Linked DNA regions of Mus musculus: region 1 is linked to region 2. The links are chromatin contacts, found by Hi-C or POLR2A ChIA-PET in ENCODE. All regions are on one chromosome and are shown on one strand. The core of a region is the stretch at or near the end of the contact, and the rest is flanking DNA. Distances in the headings are between cores, read along the strand shown. Region 1 holds the start of Mthfd2l (methylenetetrahydrofolate dehydrogenase (NADP+ dependent) 2-like). Region 2 holds the start of Cxcl1 (chemokine (C-X-C motif) ligand 1).

Region 1 (4,958 bases), core at 2,165-4,664, 40 kb after region 2:
TAGTATCTGAGGGATGAACAATTTAAGCAATTGCGAGCTCAGAGATATGGCATTGACTATTAATATACAAATTAAGGTTTGATTGTTCAGCATTTTAAAACACATCTACAGCACACAACTAGATTATTTGTGCTGGAACAGGGGAAACTGTGTCTTAAGACTCCGCCCCACAGAAGCTTAGTTGGGCCCACGTGGGCCAACGATCAGCTGGGAGGATGAGAAAAATGACTTTACAATAATGTTTTTCTTTTTGGCCAAAGAATTGTTTTGGGCACAACCAATTTTTAATTACCAATTAACAACAATTATAAAAGCTTTATTTTTTGTAGAAACTTTTGTAGTAAACTAAAACCCTAAGTAATAAAAGGATATTGTCTCTGAATCTTTTGGGTGAGAGCAAGGATTTAAGGTAAACTTTAAGAAGCATTAGTTAATAAAATACCTTTTACTTAGGAAACAATATACACTGAAAGATTAAAACTCTTGGCTTCTTGTATAGAAGCAGAAACAATAAAATTTTTTCTTACATAATGTAAAGTTACATTAGCCATACCTAGAGGCAAAATTTTCTAGTGATTACAGTTCACTAGAAGCAAAACTCTTTGAATTTAAGCATTATTTTAAACATCTGAATAGATCTGCAACACTGTTAAAAAGAATTTCTCTTGAACACAGGGAAAAATCTTTCTCAGGCACCGTTTGTAAAACAAAAGAAAGGCCACAAGCCGCTCTGGGGCTGCCCAGAGCCCTGTATTGACTCAAACATAAAATACTTTTTAATCTGAGCATCTTGGCCCTCCTGTAATAAGGACCGATTTTAGAGGAACAATATAACTGTCTACGCCTCTAAATTTTGATACTCTTTCTTAAGATGACTTACAGTTAAAACGTTCTTTACAACTTTAGTGTTGTGAAAAAATTGCCCGTACTGCAGTTTCCTGCCAGGCAGCAACTATAACCAAACTGTTTGTCTAATCTATTTACAAAGACAAACATAACTAGATAACTCTGTCACCGTTTTGTACGAAGTGAGCTGTATGAGCGCTCTCATAAGATGATTACTCTTGTAATTATCTTAATTACAGTATACAGGTGAATTAAAGATCTTAAATTTGAAGTCAAACTGCAAGCTGCAGTCAATGGAACAATAGCAGTTTTAACCATAATTTTTAAGTTTTTGTGCAAGGTTAGGATAATACCTACAACCCTGGGAAAGTAAAACCCAAGTTTAAAACAATTTATTATCTTTAAAATCAATATTAGAAGCATTACTATCATATTACGAAGTTTGGATGTCAATTAATACCTATGAATACCTATTAAAGCAAGCTTTAATGCTTTTTAATAAAAAGACGTTGCTTTAAATCTTATCTTAAATTTTACTATTTAGGATACGAACCACATTAATTATTACCTAAACTAGAAATATCTTTAGAGACCCAGCCTCTTGGGCTGCCTTATGCCATGTGTCGGAAGGACTCTAAACTTGAGTTATCAAATTTAACACTAACCATCTGTAGCAATGTAACAATTATTAATCTTAACCAACAACTTATGAGCTGATTGTGAAAACACTCAGAGCACATTACCAATAAAAAAGAACCAAATGAAGCAGTTACATTTAGACCAATCAGAGAATAATAATTTTTGTAGCTACAATCATAGAATAAAAAACACTTTACCATTGTCAAACACATTAATCATAAACCATTTATTAGCTTTTTTACTCCGAAACTTAGAGGCTGTGCACTCGCCCTTATTTCCTAAAACGAACAGTTTTTCCAGCAGGGGCCCTCCCGCCATGTGTCTGATTCCTGGCTGAAACACGTGGCAGCTCTCGGCTTTGCAGATAAAGTTTTTTATACCATCTTTATTATCCAACATAAAACATAGAACATTCATTCATACAGACTGGACACGAACATACATGAATTGAACACGAGAACAGATTGGTGCACCGGACATTAGACAAGACACAAAAGGGAACAGAGTACTCCTGCTATAAGGCCCAGAGAGATATTTCTCTCTGCTTTTTGGGACATTTTCCTCCCTTATGATGCATTTTTTATTAACTGGGGCAATCTGCCTATTCCTTTTAATAAACCCTTTCTTTTCTCACACCTCATGTAGCTTCGGAGAGCTACGGCCTACCGCCTATTACCCAGCTCCTCACTGCTGAACCTAAGTGAACCAGCGCTCGGGTTTAACGCTGTCTCAGCTTAGCCCATACCTTCTCCGGTATGAATTTCCCTTATCCTTTATTTTATGGAGCTCCGAACCAGCAGCGTCTCTTCCAAAAATCCTTTGCCGTTTCTCAGTCCCGAGTTGGTTCACCAATTGTTGTGTCCGGCCAGCAGACCACAACCTGGGTTCTAGCCTGAAAAGGCATTTTGGAAACCTGGAAGAGAAGAGGGGCTAGGTGGCGAGAGAAAAGAATGTAGCCAAGACAGTTACTCTGATCAAGGCTCAAATTTTATTGTTGCGACACTAGTTATGAAGGAAGGGGGAGGGGACCCGATTCCCGCCGAATAATCTCGGGTCCAGTAGAAAGGTGCACGTGTGTGGCTCCTCAGGTTCCAGCAGTGGGCGTGGCAGAACGAATGAGCAGGAAGCTCCACCCCTGAGCAAGCAGGTTTCAGGCTGGGGGAGGGGAGACTACACTTGTATATTTGGGGTACAAGTTCACAACAAGTATTTTACAAACACCCACCCCTCAACGAAACTTTTTCCTTGCCTTTTCATTCTCTTAACAGGTTTATTTTTCCCCCACAGCAGAAATTTAAATTTTTTTTATACACTATGATAAAGTGTTACATAAAAAGTCTCGATGCCAAGATTTTCTTCTATGTTTTCTTTCTGTGATTAAATGCCTTCTACCAGACAGACATTGCACCACTGTTCTTGATGGTTTTTTCACAGAACAAGCTCTCTAACATCTGGGACTTTCCATAACTAGTTTCCTCAGTCAGACAGTAGTCTAAACAGCTCTTGCCCCTCGCATCACTGCCACAGCTTGACCTTGGGAGGAATATTTCCTGTTAGCTTTGCAGATGATTTTTGCTTTCTCATTGCAAACTCCCTCTGCTTTAAGGTTCCACAAACTCTAGGATCTTCTGGAAGTGTCAAGGATGCTGAAGACTGATAGAAATCCCAAGGACATCTTTGTTTCTTCCTCTCCTTGAGTTTCTTTTTCAATGCATCTTAAGGTCGCACAGGGAGTGAAAAGCAAAGACCTGCAACAACTTTACTGCTCCAAGCTGCCCTCCCTGTAACCATGGAAACGAGACCAGGGACTAGAGCTGGGCCTGGGGCACAAGGGGGCCTTGCTGCCTGCAAGAACGGCCGAGGACTTCCCTGTGCTCCCGTGGCGACAGCGTGCACGGGTTGGAGCCAAGTCGCCCGCCACCCCGCGGCCACCAGCGGTGCCGCCTCTGCCTTCTCGGGGCTCGGCCCCGCCCCGCGCCCCGGAACCCTGCTGAGGGCCCCGGGCGTGTCGCTGAGCTGACCGCGGGACCCCCGGAGGCGGACGGCGAGGCATGGCGACGCGGGCCCGCGGCTTCTCGCTGCTCCGGGGCCGTCTGGGCCGAGGGCCTGTGCGAGCCCCGGGCGTCGCCGAGCGCGCGTGGCGCGGCTTCGGGAGCAGCGGCCGGAGGTAGGAGCTGCGGGCAGGGGCCGCGCGCTGGGCGGCGGCGGGGCCTGCGGAGGCCCGGGGTGGCCGCGGTGCGAGGCGCTCAGGCAATGGGCCGCGGCTTTGTTCAGACTGTTCTTGTGCGAGGAGGAGTAGGCGCTGTGCAGACCTGTAGTCCAGCGTTTCTGTTTCTTTAGTCCTTTGTCACCGGCTTGCTGTAATCTTTCCCACCTCGGAATGTCTTACAGTTTCCTTAAACTGCATGCAGTCCAGGCTGGCCTCTCCGCTTGTAGGGCGCTTGGCAGCCTTCGGATTTGGTTGCTGCCCGGGACAATGAAAAGACACCGTGGTGCCCAGGAACAGGCCACGCTGCCGCAGCGTCCCTTGTCTGCTGGGGAATCCAACCTATGGAACAACAGCAATGCATAGTGTCTTGCCCAGGGCCTTCGAGTTCAGAAAAACTCATTTGTAAACTTCCAGTGCTTCTTAGGTGGCTGGAGACTCTCGCTTGACGGTTTATAGTCACTTTGTGTCCTCAAGGAAAAGTACAGTGAGGCTGTGCCCATAGGTGCTGTGTGATTTAAATTAACTCCCCATCATACGTATTTGGATCTTAGTTTTGAGTCACTGAAATTTAAAGTTCTTTCTGTAGTCTTAACTTCGGAGATGGTTTGTAGTGACTAGGTCTATAGAAGAGGATGTGTGGTAAATGATACAGCTTCGGAATTCTATTGCTGTACACTGTTGGCCTGTAGTAGCAGCGTTGGGATTTGCTGTTTAGCCAGAGTGCTCTCCTCCCTTGGAAGAACAGATTTGTAAGGGTTCTGTTTGCAATCCAGACTTGAAGGGGTTGTCTACCAAGAGTATCCTATTTAAATCATTATCCTTGGAATTTCAAGTTTTTAGTGCTTCCCTCTAGAATAATGGTAATTTTTTTGTTAGTGTATAAGTTGATTAATGTCCCTTCATCAGTTCGATGTCTCCATCTCCCCATTTGCTCCTTGCCTAATTCCTACTGAAACAACAGTTACAACCTCAGTATTTGGTTGTAGCCACATGCTCCACACCCACAAACACATAGATATCCATCCATTCATAGAAACTTCCCATCTTGCAATTTGTAGTTTGGTCTGGTGGCAGGCCTTGGGTTTGAACTCTGATACCTTAGAATTAAAGGTGCAGTCTGTTTTGGAAGACTATTTCTTTCAAACTGTGATGATAAAAGACATTACTTTGTGCCTGCCTGCTTCCCATTCTGTTTGATGCAGATTACAATTATGTAAGAAAAGAAATGCCATTTTGTAGCGTTTTTGCTTTTTAAGACGGCACT
Region 2 (4,945 bases), core at 2,084-4,583:
TTGGCCTTCTGGCTGTTGAACTTCGAGTTTATAATAAATGCATTCGACATAGAGAATTAATAATTTCTTGGGGCATTGCCATTTTCCTCTATTGTGGGGAATCATTTCTAAGTTGTCCTCTCTATGGCTTAAGGTTTCCATCCTCACTAACTTTATCCTGTTTCTATCCTCAAATTATACAATACTATTTATTGTAAATGGAATTGTGTAAATTGATAATTTTTTTTTTATGAAACGGTATGTGATGCCTTCTGATCCTAGTGGGGCCTTCCCAGGTCTTGCAATCCTTTGGTCCATTAATGTCCACTACCTTTGGACCTTCAACATTGTTTTCTCAAATCCTAACCAGAAATCCATCCTCTGGAGCACACAGCTCTTTCACTGGACTTGATTCCTCAGTAAAGTAAACCTACTTTCCTTCTTCAGCGTGACAGTTCCTAAGCTCACCTCCCTGTATCCGCAGCATCTCCATGGATATTGTTTCTTATATTAAAAAATTTAACTCCCCGTAACTCATGTGCTAAGTAAAAAAAATCAATAAAACCCATTAACCTCAACAGATTTATTTACTACTTATTCATTTTATTTACTCTGTTTAATTTTTATCATGACAAAAGAGCCATAAAATTTATCACAAAAAATGTACATCTTGATGATATTTGTATAGTCTTGTGCAACCATCACTGCCATCCATTTCCAAAATGCCTTCATCATATAAATGGAAACCCTACGTCTGTTTGATAACTTCCATGGCTGGAAAGATGGTTCAGTGGGTAAAATACTTGCTGTCCAAGCATTGAGACCTAAATTCACGTGTCCAGCACCAAAATAACGATGAGGAGTGACTGAATGCATGTCTCTATGATCACAGCACTGTGGAGGCCTGGATAGACGGGCAGATGCCAGGGTTCGGCAGCCAGCCAGTCTATCCAAAGCTGTGAGGTTAATGGGGAGCCCTGACTCCAAATCAAGCTGGAAAGCAATCAAGATAAACATCCCAGTGTCAACCACTGTTTCCACATGCACCCTCCACATACATCCAACACACATGCACACACATACAAACAATAATAATAAATTTCTAAATCCCTTTCTCCTGGGCAACCACTATTGTACGTTCTGTATTTATGCCTTTCCTTTTACTGAATGGAATGTATAAAATGTTATTTTTTAGTTTCAATAATTTCATATCTTACTGGTTTGCTTTAGTTAACATTACTTTCAGTAACTTTTACTTGAAGGATACTTTACAGATGTTAAGTGGTTGTATTTTTATATTAGTTCTATGAGGGACATTTTTGAGACTTAATAAAGATTGGAAATGTTTTACATTGACTGTGTACATTCACTCATCCACTTGAGTGTGGATGCGCATATGTTAGTACAGGGGCCGGCTGAGGCATCAGGCGTTAGCTGTCCCTGGAGCTGGAATTACAGATGATTGGGAATTGCCTGATAATTGAACTTACCTCTTTTGCAAGAACAGAACATGCTCTTAGCTGCTGAGCCATTCCTCCAGCCCTAGTGAGCTTCTATTTTTAAGACATGACTCCAGTAGGTTGTTCTGTGATTTGCAGCTTGTATATATCAGCGGCATCCAGCTATAGTAAAACAAGGAGGAATTCTCTTATCACGGTACCCTTCAAAACAGCTAATCTTAGGAAGTTTGGAAACAGGTGTAGTGCTTGGTGAAGGACTCTCCTGTGCAGATGGCTACCATTTCCTTGCAGAGACCTCAGGGAAGAAGGGAGTAAGACTCAGCACAGATGACCTCTGAACTCTCATGGGGCATTAATCCTAATCTGAGTACCCCACCTTTATGATCATTCAATTTGTTGCCAATAAAGTTGTAGAGTACCACGTCTCTTCCTTTATTTGGTAGCTATTTGCAAAATGCTTAAATAGCACCCGGATGCTAGCACATTTCATCTTAGTATATCAGCTCTGTGAAGCAAATGCTACTATTGGCTTTCTTTTACAGATGAGAAACATACTTGAGGTTGGAGAGATTGCCAGTGACCATTGCGTGGGGACTCGTTGAAGCTGAAGTTTTAATCCTAATAGTCAGGCTGCCTCTGTAGCTCCACATGTAGAGTACACCCAGACCAAGGGTTTCTTACATGATAGCTCCAGTTCTCCCTCACAGAGACATAGAATCAATGGATGTTCAGCTAGGATCTACATTCAAATACCAACAATGACAAAAACAAACACAAACAAACAAACAACAATAACGACAACAATCTGGAGACCTAAGACTGCATTCAGGCAGATTCTGAAATTGTTTAAATAGAGAGCAACAAATATGTCAGTAATTATCTAAGTCTGGTGTATTGGCTCCTGAGTCTAAGAAGCACTTGGAAGGTGGGAGGAGAAGGCTTGGAAGTTCAATAGCTAGTTCTAGGTAACCCTGAGTAGTAATTAATAATAATAATAATAATAATAATAATAATAATAATAATATTCAAAGACTCAGTTTTACAATACAGATAGATTCAGATAGCATGAAAATAGTTGTACAAGTAGACTAATAGTTATATAAAGCCATAGCCCTTTGCTGTTAGACTGGTGCTTGTGACATCTGTGGCCTTTTATATCTAGGAACCCCCTCCTCAGCCCAGAAAAAAACCCACAGCTTTCCCGTGGACTTTCCTTAGTCAAAACAAAATATGACCTGCTATACAGCAGGGTAGGGATGCTTCAGGAACCACACCGGGAGTTCGGACTTTCGGGAAGTTCCCAAGCTCAAAAAACAAAGAGGAGATTGCTACAGCATTCTAAAATAAACAGGGACCTAACCTTGACAGTGATCTTTCTCCTCACCCTCTTCACATGCCTCCCTGATACAAACCACCAACTGTGATTTACCACAAAAACAGTTGGCAAAAGCAAACCACCTCACGTGGGATAAGAGAGGGTAGATGTCTTTTTAAAGAATGCGTTAATCTGCCACACTCAAAAAACAAGACAAGCTTCCATCCCCGCAAATCACTGTAGTACACCAAGTGGAATCCTAGGTGGCGTGGCGCCCACGTGCACATAACGCGTGTGACCCACCTCGCCCTGAGCACTGGAGACTCTGAAGTCTCACTACTCCTCCCCCCCCCAACCCCCCAGCCGTCACTTGTCCAGCGAAGCACGTCACTCCCTCCCCTTTGGGACTTTGGGGCAAAAAGCAAAAATCCCAGAGTCTAATCCTTGGGAGTGGAGCAAGGGGGAGGAGCGATGTCCTTTCCGGTTGCAGGGAAACACCCTGTACTCCGGGAATTTCCCTGGCCCGGAGCTCTGGAGTTTCGAGCATAAAAGGGGCTCGCGGGAGCCCTAGAGCTCCACAACAGGACTCAGAGCCTCTAACCAGTTCCAGCACTCCAGACTCCAGCCACACTCCAACACAGCACCATGATCCCAGCCACCCGCTCGCTTCTCTGTGCAGCGCTGCTGCTGCTGGCCACCAGCCGCCTGGCCACAGGTAGGTCTCGCCACTGCCACTGGGGGAGGAGGGACCTCTGGTGAGCGCAGCCTCCCACAGTCCCGCTGACCAAGAGTCTTCTCCCATAGGGGCGCCTATCGCCAATGAGCTGCGCTGTCAGTGCCTGCAGACCATGGCTGGGATTCACCTCAAGAACATCCAGAGCTTGAAGGTGTTGCCCTCAGGGCCCCACTGCACCCAAACCGAAGTCATGTGAGTATCTTCCCGGTTAGCTTCTGCCACTTCCAGACTCGCCCAAACCCTCCCGCGCCCCCACACTTCTCCTAGTGGGAATGCCTAACATGTGGGTCTATCCTTCTCTCTGCAGAGCCACACTCAAGAATGGTCGCGAGGCTTGCCTTGACCCTGAAGCTCCCTTGGTTCAGAAAATTGTCCAAAAGATGCTAAAGTGAGTTGTGACTTGTGTTTGTACCCGAGACTAGAGTCAAGGGTGGGAGTACTGGCATATGACCCCTGAACGTTAATTCTATCAAGGAAAGTCTGTGTTTATCAGGAGGTCGGAAAGTTGTGGTTATTATTTTGGTAATTGACCTTAATTTGAGATCATTAATTGGTTCTGATGCTAGAGAATTGTGTCCTCTTGGACACAATTACTATTGTATATTACACAATTACTATTGTGTATAATTATTACCACACTCAAAACCCCTATGCAAATGGTCAGTGGCAACAGTTCCTAAAAGATGGAGAAGTCGCCAATAGCCTTTAAAAGTCTCCTTAGGGGCTGGCAAAGCATGCCCGAGCCTTCTTTTGCCAGTGAGATTTCCCTGAGTTCAAGGCTAAGGTCTCTGTGAATGTTACATAATTTATTGAATTTAAGCCAAGTAGGGGAGATAATAGCAGCTATATCACAGAGTTGTGAGTGAGAGAGGATTAAAGTCACACTTGTAAATTAACCCATGCTGAAGTAGGTTTTTGTTTGTTTGTTTTTGTTTTTGTTTGTTTTTGTTTTCCAAGTCAAGTGATTGACTCCACAGGAACCGACAGTACAGAACTCTGGGTGCAAGTGTAGACATGTAGAAAGCCCATCTGGAGCCTCAGGGGCTGGAATAAAAGAAGAAAGGCTTTGATGACTATTTGTAACAATGACTCTTTTCTGATTGCAGAGGTGTCCCCAAGTAACGGAGAAAGAAGACAGACTGCTCTGATGGCACCTGTCTGGTGAACGCTGGCTTCTGACAACACTATACAATTTCTTTTGAGGGTCCTATTTATTTATGTATTTATTTATTCCACAAAGTGTGTGGTTTTTATTTTACATTAATATTTAACAGTGTGGATACATTTCATCGATGGTAGTTCAGTTCTGCTTGTTCAGTTTAAAGATGGGTAGGCTTAAAATATTTCATTAAACTAATATTTATTGGGAGACCACTAAGTGTCAACCACTGTGCTAGTAGAAGGGTGTTGTGCGAAAAGAAGTGCAGAGAGATAGAGTTTAGTATTATGTTTTGT

What was found. Hi-C counts contacts between places; a loop is a spot of excess contacts on that map. ChIA-PET counts read pairs that join two places held with the same protein, here RNA polymerase II (POLR2A).
Region 1: a map of heart shows a loop between it and region 2 (5-fold over the local background). The contact joins the promoter of Mthfd2l here to the promoter of Cxcl1 in region 2. A Hi-C loop is called at or near these places in 1 of 37 maps with a recorded cell type or tissue (heart). POLR2A ChIA-PET finds 5 or more read pairs at or near these places in 1 of 5 experiments (Patski).

Annotation. Positions count from the first base shown.
Region 1 is chr5:90,927,782-90,932,739 of GRCm38, forward strand. Mthfd2l (methylenetetrahydrofolate dehydrogenase (NADP+ dependent) 2-like) reads left to right here and starts at 3,415. Exons shown (of 8, transcript NM_026788.1): 1 at 3,415-3,652. The coding sequence starts at 3,537.
Region 2 is chr5:90,887,912-90,892,856 of GRCm38, forward strand. It overlaps Cxcl1 (chemokine (C-X-C motif) ligand 1), which reads left to right and starts at 3,334. Exons shown (of 4, transcript NM_008176.3): 1 at 3,334-3,469; 2 at 3,559-3,682; 3 at 3,798-3,878; 4 at 4,597-4,945. The coding sequence starts at 3,400. The coding sequence ends at 4,612.